3 separate regions of the Homo sapiens genome follow, and all the other regions are linked to region 1. A link is a loop called in an ENCODE intact Hi-C map of the cell type or tissue named here. Cell type or tissue: endothelial cell of umbilical vein. All regions are shown on one strand. Each heading gives the region's core, and the rest is flanking DNA. Links, peaks and the distances in the headings are about the cores only.

The links. A loop is a pair of places that touch in the nucleus more often than their neighbours do. Peaks named below come from ENCODE experiments on the same cell type or tissue, not always from the same donor. Only the 100,000 strongest peaks of a DNase experiment are listed, where the experiment ranks them.
Region 2: it touches region 1 in a loop (9-fold over the local background); 46 of 110 quality-filtered maps call a loop at or near these places.
Region 3: it touches region 1 in a loop (19-fold over the local background); 3 of 110 quality-filtered maps call a loop at or near these places.

The regions. Positions count from the first base shown.
Region 1 is chr12:57,903,063-57,908,530 of GRCh38, reverse strand. No RefSeq gene overlaps it. Among named protein-coding and RNA genes, the nearest start is that of GIHCG, 30 kb to the left of the region's middle. RefSeq lists an enhancer at 2,871-3,165. In endothelial cell of umbilical vein, for the core only: a CTCF peak has its summit at 3,004 (motif pointing right); a DNase peak (open chromatin) is centred at 3,030; H3K27me3 peaks cover 1,032 bases.
Region 2 is chr12:57,779,999-57,786,112 of GRCh38, reverse strand. It overlaps EEF1AKMT3 (EEF1A lysine methyltransferase 3), which reads right to left. Exons shown (of 3, transcript NM_015433.3): 3 at 3,572-5,858. The coding sequence ends at 5,467. It overlaps TSFM (Ts translation elongation factor, mitochondrial), which reads right to left and starts at 3,326. Exons shown (of 6, transcript NM_005726.6): 1 at 3,255-3,326; 2 at 2,830-3,003. The coding sequence starts at 3,311. RefSeq lists enhancers at 3,273-3,342, 2,696-3,565. In endothelial cell of umbilical vein, for the core only: a CTCF peak has its summit at 3,436 (motif pointing left); a DNase peak (open chromatin) is centred at 3,382; H3K4me3 peaks cover 968 bases; H3K27ac peaks cover 590 bases.
Region 3 is chr12:57,723,245-57,729,358 of GRCh38, reverse strand. It overlaps AGAP2 (ArfGAP with GTPase domain, ankyrin repeat and PH domain 2), which reads left to right. Exons shown (of 19, transcript NM_001122772.3): 14 at 982-1,041; 15 at 1,274-1,422; 16 at 1,588-1,678; 17 at 1,777-1,999; 18 at 2,130-2,385; 19 at 2,565-4,162. The coding sequence ends at 2,807. It overlaps AGAP2-AS1 (AGAP2 antisense RNA 1), which reads right to left and starts at 3,119. Exons shown (of 2, transcript NR_027032.1): 1 at 2,981-3,119; 2 at 1,003-2,394. RefSeq lists enhancers at 1,268-1,901, 1,902-2,537. In endothelial cell of umbilical vein, for the core only: CTCF peaks have their summits at 2,336 (motif pointing left) and 3,144 (motif pointing left); a DNase peak (open chromatin) is centred at 3,108; H3K4me3 peaks cover 1,259 bases; H3K27ac peaks cover 294 bases.

The DNA.
Region 1 (5,468 bases), core at 1-5,000:
GAAGTACCCATCGCCGCGCTTGACATGTAGGTGCTAAATTTATATAACCTAAGGCTTTCAATTACTATGGTGGATGCAGATGGGGAACACAGACTACACTCAAACCAGGTAAATTCCATAAATAGTTAAGTACTCAACATTTGCTTGCCACGACTTATATATCATCGTGCCTTAACAGAGGGTTGCTTTAGGTTTGACCCACATATTAACCATCTTCAGACCCAATCCTGGGTGTCTTGCCCTTTGGTAGCCCCAGAATCTACCTCTTAGTCCTTTTCTGCAGTTCTGCAGGTACCCAAGCTCTGCCTCAGACTCTGCCTCCTACCTCCCGATTCCTCCCAGTGCCTCTTCATATTATGTTTCTGCTTCAACCCTTTATTTCTAGTTTAGAAAAACATATTAATTGCTGCTTCTCCCATTTAAATTATTTCCTAAGGATTTCTCGGTAATCGATTTTTTTACTTTTTGAGACAGGCTCTTGCTCTGTTACTCAGGCTGGAGTCTAGTGGAGCAATTATAGTTCACAACAATGTCAACCTCCTGGGCTCAAGCAATCCTCCCACCTCAGCCTCCAGAGTAGCTGGGACTACAGGCACATGCCACCATACCTGGCTAATTTTTTAAATTTTTTGTGGAGACCAGGTCTCCCTATATTGTCCAGGCTGGTCTCAAACTCCTGGCGTCAAGGATCTTCCCACCTTGGCCTCCCAAACTGCTGAGATTACAGGCATGAGCCACTGCACCTGACTCAATTGTTTTTTAATATTCATTGAGTACCTGTATATGTGCTGGACATTTTATTAGGCTCTTGAGAGAAAACAAGGAATGTAATACAAGACCCTTTTACCTGAACAGGGTTAGAGAAAATAAAATGGATTCTAAATTACTACAAAAGTATAGAGAATATGTTAAGTGCTGTAGAAGTTCAGAAAAGTGATTTTTTAAAATGGTTTGGGCTAAAAGAATCAGGGAAGGTTGAAAGAAGGACTATTTGATCTTGACCTTAAAGGATGGAAGGAATTCGGGTGATGACACAGAGGTAGGGGAAGTGAGCTCCAGTGTGCCTGAGGCTCTGGCTTGGGGGAAGTGAGTGGAGGAATTCCGAGCTCAAGCAGGAAGAAAAAGTTGGGATCAGATTTTAGGGGCTCTGAATGCAAGGCTTGAGAGCTACTCTGCAGGCAGTGGGGAGCCCTGAGAGAAGGAGACTAAGAAAGTGAGAATGAACAATTGTGACGGGGAAAAGTGATCAGAACTACATGTGAGCCAAGCCAGTGAGATCACAGTGGGAGAGGGGTTGCAAGGGAGAGGCCCGGAGGCAGGGAGCCCACTCCAACTCTAACTGTGACCAGCCTCCATCTACGGAACAGAAACCTGGGGCAGAGAGGGGTGCTGTTACAAGAAAAACCTTTTACTAAATATGAAGACAAGCATTGAACAAATAAATAAGCAAACACATGGTGCAGAAAACACAAGAGCAATTCCATCTGGCCAAGGCTTCTGATCCTGTTAGGTGGACTCTCGCCCAGTGTTGGCTGACCCTTTAAGGACACCTCCCCAGGCCAGTTTCCCCTTCGGTTCTCCTCCTCTCCTAGCTCCTCTTCTGCCCCTCCCCACCCATCCTTTGGTCACCAGAGTTCATCCTCCACTTTCCCCACTGGTCACACACTCCACACACTCTCCAGGTTTCCTTCATTCAGTTTTGTGATCCTAAACCCAGACCCATGTATTCAGATACCCTCTAGACATCGACCTGGAGGTGCCACAAACACCACCACTATGTTCTTTACCTTCCTGTCAAAATCTGCTCCACGCAGACCCCATGCCAAAACTCTGGGTGGCAGCCATCCTAGACCCTTCTCTCTCTTTCATTGCCTCTACCGATTCTGTATTCCCAACAGTACTCAAATCCATGCTTTCCTCAATGTTCCCATTTCTCCGCCTTAGGATTTCATCATCACTCACTGGGTTATTTCAGTAGCCTACTAATTAGTTATCGGCCTCCTTCTCGCTGCTGCCAAAATTGTTTTTAAAATATAAATATGATCATGTCACTCCTCTGCTTAAATCCTTCAAAGGCCCTCCACCCACACCCTCCCTCACCTCTTCTAGCATGACGTTCAAATTCCTTAGTGTTATGACCTGCACCCCACCCCCCATAACCTCTTCATCCTCCTCTCTCACCATTCCCACCATCATCATTCATAGATGCATTCATTCGGCAAGGATTTATGCAGCATCTGCTACCTACCTCATACCATATGCTACAGCCGAATGCAATGTCCCACCTGCCTGCGTGTGCTTCTCAACTGCCTGGGCCTCCCTCTCTGATCCCCACCCTTACCCACCTACCTGGAAAACTCCTCATTCTCTGAGACACAAGTCAGGTGCTAGCTCCTCTCTTTTAAGCCTTCACTTACCTCAGGTAGAGGGGGCCATTCTGACATCTGTCCTCACAGTATCGCATGCTCTCCCAATGTTATTGCACCTACCACATTACATGGCATTTACTCGCTTTATTGTATGACTTTTCTGCTACACCTTTAACTCTTTGAGGACAGGGCTTATTCATATCTAATTCATCCTTAAGTCCCTAACAGCACGTAGTACAGAGGCACATAGTAAAAACTCAATAAAATTTTATTGACTCATTTCTAAGATCCTTTCCAGCTCTAAAATTCTATGATTCAAAAACAGGATAAAGATATTTTTAATTGAGAATATGTCATAAAACTCCACCCCGCTCCACCCAAAATTATGAATTGGGATTGTCATATTTGGGGTTTTTGTCAATCTCCTGTGGGCAGCAGGCAGTAACTGCAGATACCATGCCAGCGTCGGTGCTGTCCTGGCTCCTCCCGGAGCCCCATCTGCTTTAGGGCATTAAGTAAACGTTGACTTTAACTGCCTTCCTTCCTGATCTGTATCTTTTCTGTAATCCTGAACAACGCAGGGCAAGGATTCCTACCTAGGGCGTCATACCACCTCTTGCCACGAGAGGACAGCAGGGAGCCCTGGCCTGTGTTAAAACCTTTCTGGCCACCAGATGGTTCCCAACACCACTTTGATGGAGGCCAGGACTTAATTTAAATCACGTGCACTCGACAATCGTTTTCCTTTATTCCCGCTCCCTGAAAAGTGAACTCTCTCCCACAGGTGAACACACAAATACCTGCCAATTGTCTAGAGTTTTTATGTTACTTTGCTTAGGAAGAGGAAATGTAGGAAGAGAGAGGAGCAACACTGAGAGCTTTTAAACATTGGCTAGAAAGAGAGGCTTTCTTTAGATTTTTTTTTTTTTTCGTGACAGGGTCTCTGTCACCCAGGCTGGAGTGCAGGCGTTAGCCACCGCACCTGGCCGCTAGTGGTGTTTTTATTAAGAAAATAACAAATAGACATACCTAAAAGCAAAACAAACAAAACCCCTTCAAAAAGTCCTGGACAGGCCGGGCGCGGTGGCTCACGCCTGTAATCTCAACACTTTGGAAGGCCAAGGCGGGTGGATCACTTGAGGTCAGGAGTTCCAAACCAGCCTGGTCAACATGGTGAAACCCCATCTCTACTAAAAATACAAAACAAATTAGCTGGGCGTGGTGGTGGGCGCCTGTAATCCCAGCTACTCAGGAGGCTGAGGCAGGAGAATCGCTTGAACCGGGGAGGCGGAGTTTGCAGTGAGCCAAGATGGTGCCACTGCACTCCAGCCTGGGCGACAAAGCAAGACTTCATCTTAAAAAAAAAAAAAAAAAAAAAAGTCCTGGGCAGAGAGGGTGAATCCCTTCATCATCAAATTATATTCCTGAAAGCCCAGCATTCTCACCGTGGCTCAAACAACCAAAATGAGAGGAGATGTGTTTGTGAACTAAAGAAAATCCGTGTAGGGGACAGTTTTGCTGTGCCTAGAAAAGTGTGTAGGCCAGGTGCTGTCACCCAAGCCCTTGTGGACTGGCAGGTGCGAAAAGAGGAGGCGAGATGAGGAAGCAAATCCTTCAAACCTGCTTCAAGGAAGATGCTTTGCCTTGATGGGCAGCAAATTCAAGAGAGGAGCTTTTCATGTTAGTTCTGGATAGACCTCTGGAATTTATATTCCCCTTAAATGCTTTTGGGCCCTCCCATTAAATATGGGTGGTCATCTTTTACCCCAAGGAAGAAATTTCCGTGAAAAACCAGGATGCACATCCAGATTGCATGAAAAGACTGCACTCGGGGTATCTGGTGTTTGCAATCAGCAAGAAAAACTATCCAGGGAGCCTCATGGCTATTTTTATTTTGTAGACCCCAGAAGAAAAAAAGTGCACACCCTGCTTTTCTTCTTTGTATACTGGTGCTTTCTCCTCAGTTAAAAGAAAACTGTTTATATCAAAGCTGATTATAGGAAGATTTTTGGGGGTTTTTTTGGCCATGTCATGAGGTGTTTTTTATTTTCAGTAATCGTGCAAATAATGTTCTTTAATGAAAATTATTTGTATGATTAATACAAAATTATTTGTATTAATTTTCATTACAGAAAATTATTTGTATTATTTTCATTATAGAAAATTATTTGTATGATTTTCCATTATAGAAAATTATTGTATGATTATTGAAAATAAAACACACCTCATGGCATGGCAAAAAAAAAAAAACCCTGCTATAATCAGCTTCTTCCACATGGCAGCTGGAGTCTGGAAGATGATGGGGTCGGGAATCCTCCAGGCTCTTAGGAAGTCTCACACCGCTTCTCCTGCTCAGCAGTCTCTTGGGTTGGTTGGCAGGGTGTTCTGCATCCCCATTTTCCTTAGCTTGGCCTTATGAAAGCTAGCGATTTCCTCCATGCCCAGTTCGTCTGCCATTTTCTTAAAACAATCCGAGGCGTCCTGCTCTGAGCCCAAGCTCCTGATGCTCCCGCTGGCATCACTGCAGCAAAAGACCTGTAGGAGGTATTTTTAACTCCAAAATAAATGTTAGTACCCAATCACCCACAGAATGTGTGTGACCTTCCCTGACCTGCCCACTAAAGTCAATCCCATATTATTCTCTGTCGCAGCACGTGTGTATGTCCCTCACAGCACTTACAACAGCTGTTTTTTGTTTGTTTACTTGTTTATTGATTATCCCTCTCACTAGACTGTAGGCTCTGTGAGGGCAGGCCCTAGGTCTGTTCACCACTCTTTCAGCTCTTAACAAAATGGCACAGAATGTGAATGTGGTAAGCAGTTGTTGGATGAGTAAATGAGTGAAGAGAAAGCTTAATGTCATCCAAATTGTACTGAATGCAAGACAGGGAAAAATGGAATCTTGGCTGGTTTCTCCATTGAACATTCTTTCAGGCATGAACAGGACTATTAAGTCTATTGCTCTTTTTCAATAGAGCCCAATTATAATTACTGTTAATTTACCTGTGTTCTCCAAGAGGGACTATTTAAGCCAATTATTGACATTAAAACATAGAAATATGAAATTTCACTGTTGAGATGGCAATCTATTTAAAATAT
Region 2 (6,114 bases), core at 441-5,440, 120 kb after region 1:
CTAAATGTAGTTCTAAGATATACTCAGGTTTCCTGATTCTCTAAATTCTCTAACAGAAACTAAAGTAATCTATCATTTACTGGCAGTCTACCACTAAATGCCAAATACCAGGTATTATTATAACTGGTGCCTTGGATGAATCTAATCTTCACAACAACCCTATGGGGCACACAGTTGTATTTTCTTTATACAGTTACGCACCACATAACGATATTTTGGACAATGACGGACTGCATATATGATGACGGTCCCTAAGATTATAATGGAGCTGAAAAATTCCTATTGTCTAGTGACACGGTAGTCCTCCTAACATTGTAGGGCAACATATTACCTACATGTTTGTGGCAATGCTAGTGTAAAGAAAACGTCTGTGCTGCCAGTCCTATTAAAGTATAGCACATACAATTACATATAGTACATGATACTTGAAACAATAATGAACAACTATGTTACTGGCTTATGTATTTACTATAATACATATGCTTTATTGTTATTTTAGAGTGTACTCCAACTTATAAACTACTCGGGTGGCTGAATTTCTTGAACCCGGGAGGCGGAGGTTGCAGTGAACCAAGATCTATCGCGCCACTGCACTCCAGCCTGGGTGACAAAGTGAGACTCCGTCTCAAAAAAATAAAAAATAAAAAAATTTAACAGTAAAACAGCTTCAGGCAGGTCCTTCAAGAGGTATTCCAGAAAAAAACATTGTTATCATAGGAGATGACAGGTCCATGCCCGTTACTGCCCCTGAAGACCTTCCAGCAGGACAAGATGTGAAAGTGGAACACAGTGTTAATGATGATGCCACTCCTGTGTAGGCCTAGGCTAATGTATGTGTTTGTGTCTCCGTTTTTAACAAAACAATTTTTTAACTTAAAAAAAGTTTTGGCCAGGCGCTGTGGCTCACGCCTGTAATCCCGACACTTTGGGAGGCTGAGGTGGGCGGATCACAAGGTCAGGAGATCGAGACCATCCTGGCTAACACGGTGAAACCCTGTCTCTACTAAAAATACAAAAAATTAGCCGGGCGTGGTGGCGGGCGCCTGTAGTCCCAGCTACTCAGGAGGCTGAGGCAGGAGAATGGTGTGAACCTGGGAGGTGGAGCTTGCAGTGAGCCAAGATTGTGCCACTGCAGTCCAGCCTGGGGGACAGAGTAAGACTCTGTCTCAAAAAAAAAAAAAAAAAAAAAAAAAAAAGATATTTCAATAAAAAAAGTTGTTGTTTTTTTTTTTGAGACAGAGTTTCACTCTTATTGCCCAGGCTGGAGTGCAATGGCACGATCTCGGCTCACCACAACCTCCGCCTTTTGGGTTCAAGAGATTATCCTACCTCAGCCTCCCGAGTAGCTGGGATTACAGGCCCTTGCCACCACACCAGGCTAATTTTATTTTTTTTTAGTAGAGACGAGGTTTCTCCGTGTGGGTCAGGCTAGTCTCGAACTCGCAACCTCAGGTGATCCGCTTGCCTCAGCCTCCCAAAGTTCTGAGATTACAGGCATGAGCCACCACGCCCAGCCAAAAAAAGTTTAAAATTTTAAAAACAGAAAAAAGCTCACAGAAAAAGTGCATAAAGAAAAATATTTTGGTACAGCTGTACAATATGTGTTTTATGCTGTTATTACAAAAGAGTCCAAAAATTTAAAACATGTTAAAAGTTTATAAAATAAAAATGTTACATTAAACTAAGGTTAACTTATTATCACAGAAAAAAATTTCTTATAAATGTAATGTAGCTTATGTGTACTGTGCTTTAACGTCTACTATAGTGCACCATAGTGTCCTAAGGCAGGCCTTCATATTCACTCACCACTCACTGACTCACCCAGAGCAACTTCCAGTCCTGCAAGCTCCATACATGATAAGTTCCCTATGGAGATGTATCGTTTTTTATCTTTTATGCCTATTTACTGTACTTTTTCTATGTTTAGATACACAATACTTACCACTGTGTTACAACTGCCTACAGTATTCAGTCCAGTAACATTTTGTAACGGTTTGTAGCCTAGGAGCAGCTGGCAATTCCATATAGCCCAGGTTGTAGTACAATATACCATCTAGGTTTGTGTAGGTACTCTATGATGTGCATAAGCCAAAATCTCCTAACGACGCCATTTCTCAGAATGTATCTTCCTATTAAGAGACGCATGACCGTACAGGCAAAAACTACACAACTCTGAAAGATTAAGATGTCTAAAGTCAGCCGGGCGCGGTGGCTCACTCCTGTAATCCCACCACTCTGGGAAGCCGAGGCGGGCGGATCACCTGAGGCCAGGAGTTCGAGACCAGCCTGGCCGACACGGCGAAACCCCATCTCTACTAAAAATACAAAAAAAAATAAAAAATAAAAAATAAAATAGCCGGGTGTCGTGGCGCACGCCTGTAATCCCAACTACTCAGGAGGCTGAGGCAGGAGAATCGCTTGAACCCGGGAGGCGGAGGTTGCAGTGAGCCAACATCGTGCCATTGCACGCCGGCCTGGGCCACAGAGCAAGACTCCGTCTGAAAAAAAAAAAAAAAGTCTAAAGTCAGACAGTGTGGGGGCCCCACAATTTGACTCCTGAACAATCTGACTCCAAAGCTCACACAAACCCTTTCAGCTCCAGGCAACAAGAAACACCGTAACAGTCTGGTTTGTTAATCCTGGGATACTCAACTGCTTTCAAATAAGACAAAGTCAAGGCCAAGGTTGTCATTTAAGCCAGATTTCCACTTAGGACTGTGCCATTATGGTCACTGAAGAGCAGTCTAACTTTATGCTCCCCAGCGTGACCGCCCCAAGAGTCTGAGGTCGAGCTCTAGTACTCCGCCCTGCACCCCTCCACACACACACCTGTTTGAGGTCCCCGCCACAAGTCTCCAGAGCTTTCTTGCAATTTACAAAGGAGTAGCCTGTTTTCCGCCGCAGCTTCATGAGGAGCTCCTTGCTGGAGGCCGAGGCAGACAGACGGGGCCCAGCATAAAATGTGTGCCTTGGCTGGGGCGACTGACGCAGAAGAGACCCAGCCTAGATGAGATAAGAAAGGGATGAGGAGCAGGAAGCAGCAAACTCCAGAGGGTGAAGGGTACACGGGCAGGGAAGCGACCTTAGGGAGCGGACAGTGTGCAAAGGGGGGTGCACCGGGGCTGGACTGGGCAGAGGCAATGCTGTCGGGGAAGGTGAGATGGAGTCAAACGAGGTTGGGAGGAAGGGAAAGGTACAGGCGCACAGGAGAGCTGCAGGGACAGCAGGTCGGTACCAGCACCAGGACTTCTCACCGGGTAGCTCCCGGTCCGCGCGACCAGAAACACGCGCAGCGACCGCAGCAGCGACATCTCTCTAGCCGCGATAAACACCCTCCGGCGGGCGCACTGGTGAGGCAACAAACCTACGGCGCGGCGGAAGGGCCAGAATTCTCCAGCGGAACGCACCAAACGAGTATGGTGCCACCTGCTGGCCGGAGGAACACAGTCCTCGCCTCTACTTGATTTCTTGAGACGACACATTTCATACGGGAATTACCCCCCACCTCCCACCCCAGGTAAAATAACAGAAACCAAGAAATAAAGTCGTCACAAAACAACAACACAAGAAATGTGGGTAACATTTTATGTTTATTTTCAATGCGCATTTATATTCATTATCCATTTATGACTCACAACAAACTTGTGTGGTTGGTGAATGGGTTCGAGAATTTGTCCAAGGTCACCTAGGAAGGCAGGGGTGGAATCCATTAAACAAAGCGAGTAAATATTTATTGAATGAGCACAATATCTGTTGAACACCTGTTGTGTGCCAGGAACTGTGTTAGGCTTCAGGGGTTTAGACAGGAGTAAACCACAGCCCTACCCTCCAAGGTAATTTAATGGTGAGAAAATGAGAATCACAAATGTCCATGCAAGACAAATTAAGGTCCCATAAGATGAACCTTATGGGTCTCAGGGAGAAAGAAATCACATTCAAGCAAGAGGCTCAGGAAAGAGGCAAAGAATAATGAAGATTTTGACAGGTGGCAATAGCCTTTCAGGCAGAGGATTATCATAAAGAGTGTGAAAGAAGTCAGAAAACTTTAGTGTGGTTTTAGAGAACAAAGAGTACATCTTTTGTAATTTGGCCAGAGGTCCAATACACGTAGCAAAGGAGTAGGAAATGCAATAGGAAGGTAATTTTGGATCACATGGACACAGACTAAGTACCAAGCAGAGGAGCTTGTTCTTGCTTCTACAGGAAGTGAAAGCTAATCAGAGCTAATTTTGGAAGATCACAAGAGTTTGCGGAATGGACTGAAGGAGAAAGCATGGAAGCAGGGAGTCCAGAGAAGGTGACTATGTGCCTAAGCAGTAAGTAAAGAGAGCCCCAACCAGAAGTACCAATGTGGGAAGAGAAAAGAGGTTAAGGCAAAACACATTAGGAACTGTGTTAGGCTTCAGGGGATTAGAGATTAGGAAGGAAGGACTGATGAAGCTAAAGAAAAATCAAAGATGAAAAGAACTTAGTACTAGGTACAGTATTCTTCTGCACACAATGATGTTCCGTGATCAAGGCTCTAACTCTGGAAAGCATGAAGAAATACAGTCCAAAGGACAGCTCTGCAGCCTTAGCTTCAGAGCTAGGAGGACTTGACCCAGTTAGAGCCATGGTTCCACTAGACTCTATCTCTAAAAAGCAGGAAATGGGTGGTTTGAGGCTTCTTCCTTCTCAGCTCCTGAGTAAAAGTTGGGTTCTTGCACAATAGATTTTTAAGGCTTAATTCTTTCTTAAAAAAAAAAAAAAATCCTAGGCTAGCACAGTGGGCCATGCCTGCAATCCCAGCACTTTGGGAGGCAAGGCGGGTGGATCACTTGAGCCCAGGAGTTTGAGACCACCCTGGGCAACATGGCGAAACCCTGTCTCTACTGAAAATACAAAAATTAGCCGGGTGTGGTGGCGCATGCCTCTAGTCCCAGCTACTTGGGGAGCTGAGGCAGGAAGATCATCTGGGCCTTCAGAGGTTGAGGCTGCAGTGAGCTGTGATCACACCACTGCACTCCAGCCTGGATGACAGAGTGAGACCCTGTCTCAAAAAAAAAGAAAAAAAGAAAAAAAAATCCCACAGAATTTTTTTAAAGTCCATTCTGTGTAAACAGCAACAGGAATGGAAGTGATCAGTGACAGTCTGTCTACAATCACTGCTCTCACATCCCATATATCTCCCTTACCCCCTAAAAATCCTGGATACCTTACCATCCTCCTTCTCTGAGAACAGGAGCCAGGAACCTCCTTGGTGTTCTAACACTAGTGCTGCCAGAACTCTGGGATTCCTTGTAAGCAGGCACCTCACTGCACCTGCCCAAGAGTATCTGGGGTAACAAAGAGGGAAGGAGGAAAGTGAGAGAGGCCAGGGAAATCCATCCTTTTTGGTCCTCATGTTTGTGGCTCTGGAAATATGGTTTTTGAGATACACAGTTCCTTCATTAGAGCAAGAGATTGAGAAGAACAGCAAGGGTGATGTCAAGCAGGTCTTGGTTCCCTGTGCCTGGCCCTATAGATGTTGACATTTTCATCCTCATCCCGCTGAGCCAGCTCCAGTTGGAAATGCTGGGGCAGGAGGTGCTGAAAGAAGCTCTCTGTCCCATGCTCCTTTCTCATCTTGGAGGCCAGATAGATGGTGCCATGGGGCCTGCACAGGTGTTGGAGGGTCCCCAGCAGCAGAGGGAAGGTGGGTTCCAGGTACACGATATCAGCCCCCAGCACCAGGTCATAGTTTGCAGGGAAGACATGATGGTCAATCCCCCAGGACAAGGCACGCACCTGGGCCTGGCCTCCAGCTGGCACATTGGCCTGGACGTTGCCCTGGATCTGTTCTAGGGCCAGGGGCAGGTCAGTGATGGTAACATCCCCCCCTGAGAGAGAGGAAGGAGGAAAAATGCAAGTCAGAGGAACCAACCAAGGGTTCTTGGCTCCTGCCTGGAAGGTCCAGAGACCTCAGAGCATAGAGGACAATGTCTTGACAGCCCAGAGCCCACACTGGCTTTTAGTTGCCTCAACCTCCATTTCACCCACTGCTATTCTCATTACTCTACATTCTACAACATCAACATTCTCTCTGAGCTAATCTTCAACCTCTCTGGCCAACACACAACAATCAGATGTCAGCAG
Region 3 (6,114 bases), core at 441-5,440, 180 kb after region 1:
TCCCTCAACTCCACTTACCACCCCAGCCCCTGCACCCGGCAGCCCCGCTGATCCCCAGTGATTCAGCCCCTTATCTCAGCATCTCCCACTGATTCCCCAGATCCTGGATTCTGTGACCACCCAGCCCCTTCTCCCAATAACTTTCTTTCTTTTTTTTTTCTTTTCTTTTTTTTTTTTTTTTTTGAGATGGAGTCTCACTCTGTCACCCAGGCTGGAGTACAGTGGTGCGATCTCGGCTCACTGCAAGCTCTGCCTCCCGGGTTCACACCATTCTCCTGCCTCAGCCTTCCAAGTAGCTGGGACTACAGGCACTTGCCACCATGCCCGGCTAATTTTTTGTATTTTTTAGTAGAGACTGGGTTTCACTGTGTTAGCCAGGATGGTCTTGATCTCCTGACCTCGTGATCTGCCCGCCTCGGCCTCCCAAAGTGCTGGGATTACAGGCGGTGGGGATTACAGGCATGAGTCACCGTGCCCGGCCTTCTCCCGATAACTTTCTATTGCCAAGTGCTCCCCAACAGCCCTTGACCATAGTGATCCCCATTCTTGTCCCTCAGTGATTCCCCGCACCCCCACCGCCACCAGCCCCAGGGCCCTCTCATCTCAGCCCTGCGCCCCAGCTTCTGTCCCCTTCCCCCGTGTTCACTCAGATCCTGACCCTCCCTTCTTCTCCCAGAGGTCCAGCTCCTCGCTGGTCTTGATAACCCATCCCTGCTGCCCCTGCTCTCTGCCGGGTGCTCAGACCCAGGTTCCAGATCTGCCTACTCTCATGGCTCTTGGCTTCTGTTCCACTCTGCTCCGGGGCCACTGACTTTAGTTCTGCTTTCTCTCCCCATCTGTCTGTCCTGCTTTGTCTCTGGCACTCTGTCACTATCTCTCTCCATCTCTCCATCTACCTGTCTTTTTCTCCTTCTTTCTTGGTCTCTCTTTCTCTGTTCTGCTCTCCATTCTATCTCTATCTCCTTCGCTTCGGGAAACCAGCCAAGCGCAAAATGTGGAAACTAAAATCCTTTGGTAGTTTAAGAAATATTTATAAAGCAGGTAACAAGTGGGGAGCCGGGAGGGGCGCTCAGCTGGGGTGCAGAAGGGTGGGGGTGCCCCCGCCTTCCCCTGCATGTGCTCGGGCTTCCTGCTGCCCCCCACCCTCTGCTTTCCCTACCCCCACTGCCCCACTCCCAGGGGCTCGGGATGGACATCAGGGAGGACGGTCTTGGGAAAGGCAGCCCCTGCTTGAACTCTGTCCCTTAATGACCCCATCCCATCCCCCACTCAGAGGAAAACTTTGAGTTCCTGATCGTGTCCAGCACGGGTCAGACGTGGCACTTTGAGGCAGCCAGTTTTGAGGAGCGGGATGCCTGGGTCCAGGCCATCGAGAGTCAGATCCTAGCCAGTCTGCAATGCTGTGAGAGCAGCAAGGTCAAGGTAAGAGTTTGAGGTGGAGTGGAGGACTGGCCGCAGGAACTGACCCTGGTGCTGACGGCCATTGGCAACGACACGGCCGAAGTCGTGTGAGAGGAGAGCAGAGGTGTCTGAGAAGGAGGTGGGGCTTGGAGGCAGAGTCAGTGCCAACCCAAACCCTCTCTGCAGCTGCGCACAGACAGCCAAAGCGAGGCCGTGGCCATCCAGGCGATCCGGAACGCCAAGGGGAATTCAATCTGCGTGGACTGCGGGGCCCCCAGTGAGTGCCAGGAGGCAGCGGAGGGGCTAGGGAGTGTAGTGAATGCCGGGGTGCCTGTGCTGCCCGGCTGGGAGCCGACCTCTACGCTCCTTCCGCAGACCCCACGTGGGCCAGCTTGAACCTGGGCGCCCTCATCTGCATCGAGTGTTCTGGCATCCACCGCAACCTGGGCACACACCTGTCCCGCGTTCGCTCGCTGGACTTGGACGACTGGCCACGGGAGCTGACCCTGGTGCTGACGGCTATTGGCAACGACACGGCCAACCGCGTGTGGGAAAGCGACACGCGAGGCCGTGCCAAGCCCTCGCGGGACTCTTCGCGGTAAGCGTGAGGGAACAGAGCGGGGGGAGGGTTGCTGAGGGTGTGCGAACCTGAGACGGTCCCGTGGGTAGGGGCAGAAGTCCTGGCTGGGGGTCCCTAGAGCCTTTTCCGTTGATCCCTGGTCTTGCAGGGAGGAGCGCGAGTCGTGGATTCGCGCCAAGTACGAGCAGCTACTGTTCCTGGCGCCGCTGAGCACCTCGGAGGAGCCGCTGGGCCGCCAGCTGTGGGCCGCCGTGCAGGCCCAGGACGTGGCTACCGTTCTCCTGCTTTTGGCCCATGCGCGACACGGGCCGCTCGACACCAGCGTAGAGGACCCACAGCTGCGCTCCCCACTCCACCTGGCGGCCGAGCTCGCCCACGTCGTCATCACGCAACTGCTGCTGTGGGTACGTGAGCTGGGGGGAGGAAAGGGGGTCTTTGAGGCTTCATCTCGGAAAACGCCTGGCGCGGGAAAGCCCGAAATTCCCAGAGGGACCCCGGAAGTAGGCTTGGCCATGTGGGGGAGGCGGCGCCGGGTGTGGGCGCCCTGGGGACGCGCGGTCACGCGGCCGTTTCCGCCCTCTAGTACGGCGCGGACGTGGCGGCCCGTGACGCCCAGGGCCGCACGGCGCTGTTCTACGCCCGCCAGGCTGGAAGCCAGCTGTGCGCCGACATCCTTCTCCAGCACGGCTGCCCGGGTGAGGGCGGCAGCGCGGCCACCACGCCCAGCGCGGCCACCACGCCCAGCATCACCGCCACGCCCAGCCCCCGCCGCCGGAGCAGCGCCGCTAGCGTGGGCCGCGCCGACGCCCCGGTTGCGCTGGTATAGTTGCCCAGCGGGAGAGACACCCCCATCCCCACGCGGGCCGGGCACGACCACACCGGGCGGACCGCTGGACAGACGCACCCACTCACCTCTCCGATCCGCACCCCGCCCCACGGGAGCACTTCCTACCCCCACGAGGGCACAGCCCCCACGCCTTCCAGAAGACACAAACTCACCTCCCTCTCCCCAACGAGGCATGGAGACCCCAGCTCAACACGCCCCCTCTCCATTGTTTCCACACTCGGATTGCTCTGGGTCTACCCGCTCGGGGTTCGCGGAAGGGGAGGTCCCCAGCGGTACGGGCTCCTAGGCGCTTGGACATGCCCGCTTGTGCCCCCTAGGGGCGGAAAGAAGACCCGGTCCTGCCCGAGCTCAACAATCCCAGGGCGGGAGCCCATACCCAGGCTGGCTCCTGGGGCGACGCCACGCCAGAGGGAGGGTTTAGTACATGGGAGGGCTAGCCCCGGGACTTGGGGCCAATACGGAAACCCTACCCCTTCCATGCTCATCTCACTGCCCAGTGAAGGGGGCAAGGGCAGCGAGGGGCAGGACCCCTGCTGCTCATGGGGGTGGGGGTTCCCAACCCTTTCCGTGAAAGGGACCGTGAGTAGTGGAAACCAGGACGTCCCCTACACCTACCCATGGGTGGAAGCTAAAGAGTCCGGGGGGAACCAAGAGCCTGGGTCCCTCCCACTACTATCTTGGGAGGGAGAAGGGATGGAGCAGGAGCGGGCTAAGAGGGCTGCGGGGGCCTTGTAATTTATTGCTTTGTTCCCCAACATGGGGATGGGGGCGGGCAGGGGCGTGGGGAGGGCGTTTTGGGGTAGGGGAAGCCCAGGGTGGGCAGGGGGTGGGTTGGGGTGGGGGTGCTCTCGGGTTGTGTCTGTGACCGTGACTGCGTACCTGTGACTGTGCAGCGCCCGTGGTGATCTGGGGTAGGGGGCACCCCTACAGTGGGACCCCTCCCCCATTATTCTTTCTGTCCAGCCCCTCCCTCCCACTGGAGCAGCTCCAGAGCCATTCCTCACCCCCGTGACCTCTCCCAGCCAGGGCTGAGAGGATTCGAGGTGGCTGGGAGGGTTTCCAGGCCCCCTGCCCCTTCCCCACAAACTGGGTGATAGGGCGGACTTACCTGGCCCAGCCCTGCCTCCCTCAGCCAACCCAGCCCTTGGGCTGTCTGTGTCAGTGGTTTCCGGTCTTTTTTTTTTTTTTTTTTTCTGGCTAAAATAGTTTGCAAAGGACCAGGTAATTGGGGAGGGGAGAGAGGTGGGGGCAAGGGGGAAATGCCCCCCCATCTCCTTGGAGGCAGTGGTGTGAATCTTCTTCAACAGCAATTAAAGAGGAAGTGATTTTGTCTAGGGGGTGAGCTGCTGGTCTGTTCTTGGAGGCAGGTCAGGGCATGGCCTTGGTCAAGATGGGGTACTGGGGTTGGACAGGGACAGGCAGAGGTGCCTCCCACTGGGGCTGGTGGCAGGACAGTACCCATGGGCATGGAGGTGGTTCCATCATGTACAACAGTTCTGGGTTCATGTAGTGGAGGACGTGGGCAGGTTGGAGTCAGTGGGGACCCTGGGAACAGAGAAGGCACTGACTCTTAAGATGATGCCAGTCCTGGGAGAGTTGGGATATGGTACTTAGAGGAGAGGACAGGCCCATGGAGAGGGGTGGGAAGATGGGACAGCTTTGTTTAAGAGCAGGAACTTTGGAGACAGATCTGATTTTGAAACCTGCCCCTCCACTGCACAGCTAGGGGACCTTGGTGGCATCTGTTTATCTGTATTCTGAACAGTATCTGTTCAGAGGGCACCTGAAAGGCGCTCCAGCTCTGAGGAGGGCTGCCCCGAGCCAGCCTGCTCACCGTGAGCACTAGGTACCAGAGTAGAACATAGAGTAGGGGTTCCTCCCCTGGCCTCGTCAGGGGGTGTTCCAGAGGGAAGGGGTGGGAGACCTCCTGGGAAAGATTTCCCAGCTAGCTGCAGAGGTCCCTGGTGTCCACAAACTCAGTGTCAGCTGATGCAGGCATTTATCCACCTCCGTGCCATCAAAGGGACCACCAAGGCCACAGCGGCCTGAAGCCGGTGCTGCCTCCATGAGCTGCAGTGCCACTAGGCTCAGCACATAGCCAATCCTACCATTTCTCGAGGGCAGCTGAAAGTGTTTACTCAGGTAGAGGGGCTGGACAGGGTAGGGTTGGGTCAGCAGCCAGTGCAGGTTGGGCACAGCCATATGTTGTTATCTACCTTGAGGAGTTAGTTGGTAGCACCAGCATCTTTGGGTAGAATTGCTTCTGACCCTTGGTGCCCACCAGCCCCAAGAGGTTCAGCTGCAAGTGTGCCACTGAACTGAGGACACAGCACCAGACCTGAATCCAGTTCACATGGAGGCTGCGGCTCTACAGGGTCCTAGGCTGTGACCACCCAGCACAGCGGCGTGACCCAGGAAAGGTGGATTCAACAGTGCAGGTGCAGTGACAAGTACAGAGGCAGGTGTGTGGTCTGGGCAAAGCGACAAGAGGGGGGAGGTAGCAAAGAAGATTGGACTAGAGGACCTGGCCGTTCCCCCTTCACCTCCAAGACCCTGGACTCTCTTATTTCAGCTCCACTCCTTCCTCGTGGCCAAAGTTTGCTCCCTTCTTCAGAAGTTTGGGAGTGTGAGAGAATATGGGAAGGAAATAAGGACCCTGGAGAGAATGAAATTGCCTTCAAAGAGCAAGTGGGAAGTTCCTTTCATTTCCAGCCAGTGAAAAATGGTCAAGGTGTCAGCAAACCTCACAACAAATCCCAACACCAAGTAATCCACTTGCCTCTTGTCTTAATGGGGAGTGTCTTTGGTCTTGCGGGGGAGATGTAAAGGGTGGTAGTGGATGGAATGACAAAATATCAAGCCCTCCAGGTTATGACAAAATAGGAGCCCAGAAGGGGACTCCCTGGGTGGGTGAAGGAGAGCTGCTGCCCCTTTGTGCCCATGCCCCCTTCACAGCTCACCCTGGGCTGCCTTGCTTGGATGCCCTGCCATGCAGGATGCCCTATTGCCATCCGCCAGCCCTCCCTGCAGCCCTGCTGGCTGCCATCTGCCACACCCTGCTCCCCTCCTTTTGTTTGTCTTAGCACAGCTGGGGCAGACCGACCTTCACCATGGGAGTGCTGCCGCCAAAAGCCAAAGGAAAGGAAAAAGGAATTTCGATTGAAAGTACAAAATGATTAACAGAGTGAGATTTCCAGAACTCTGCTTTCTGGTGATGCTGAGACTCCATCCCCAGCAAATCAAAGCACAGCCCTCCTGCCCCAGCCCCTTCCCATTCTGAGCTTCT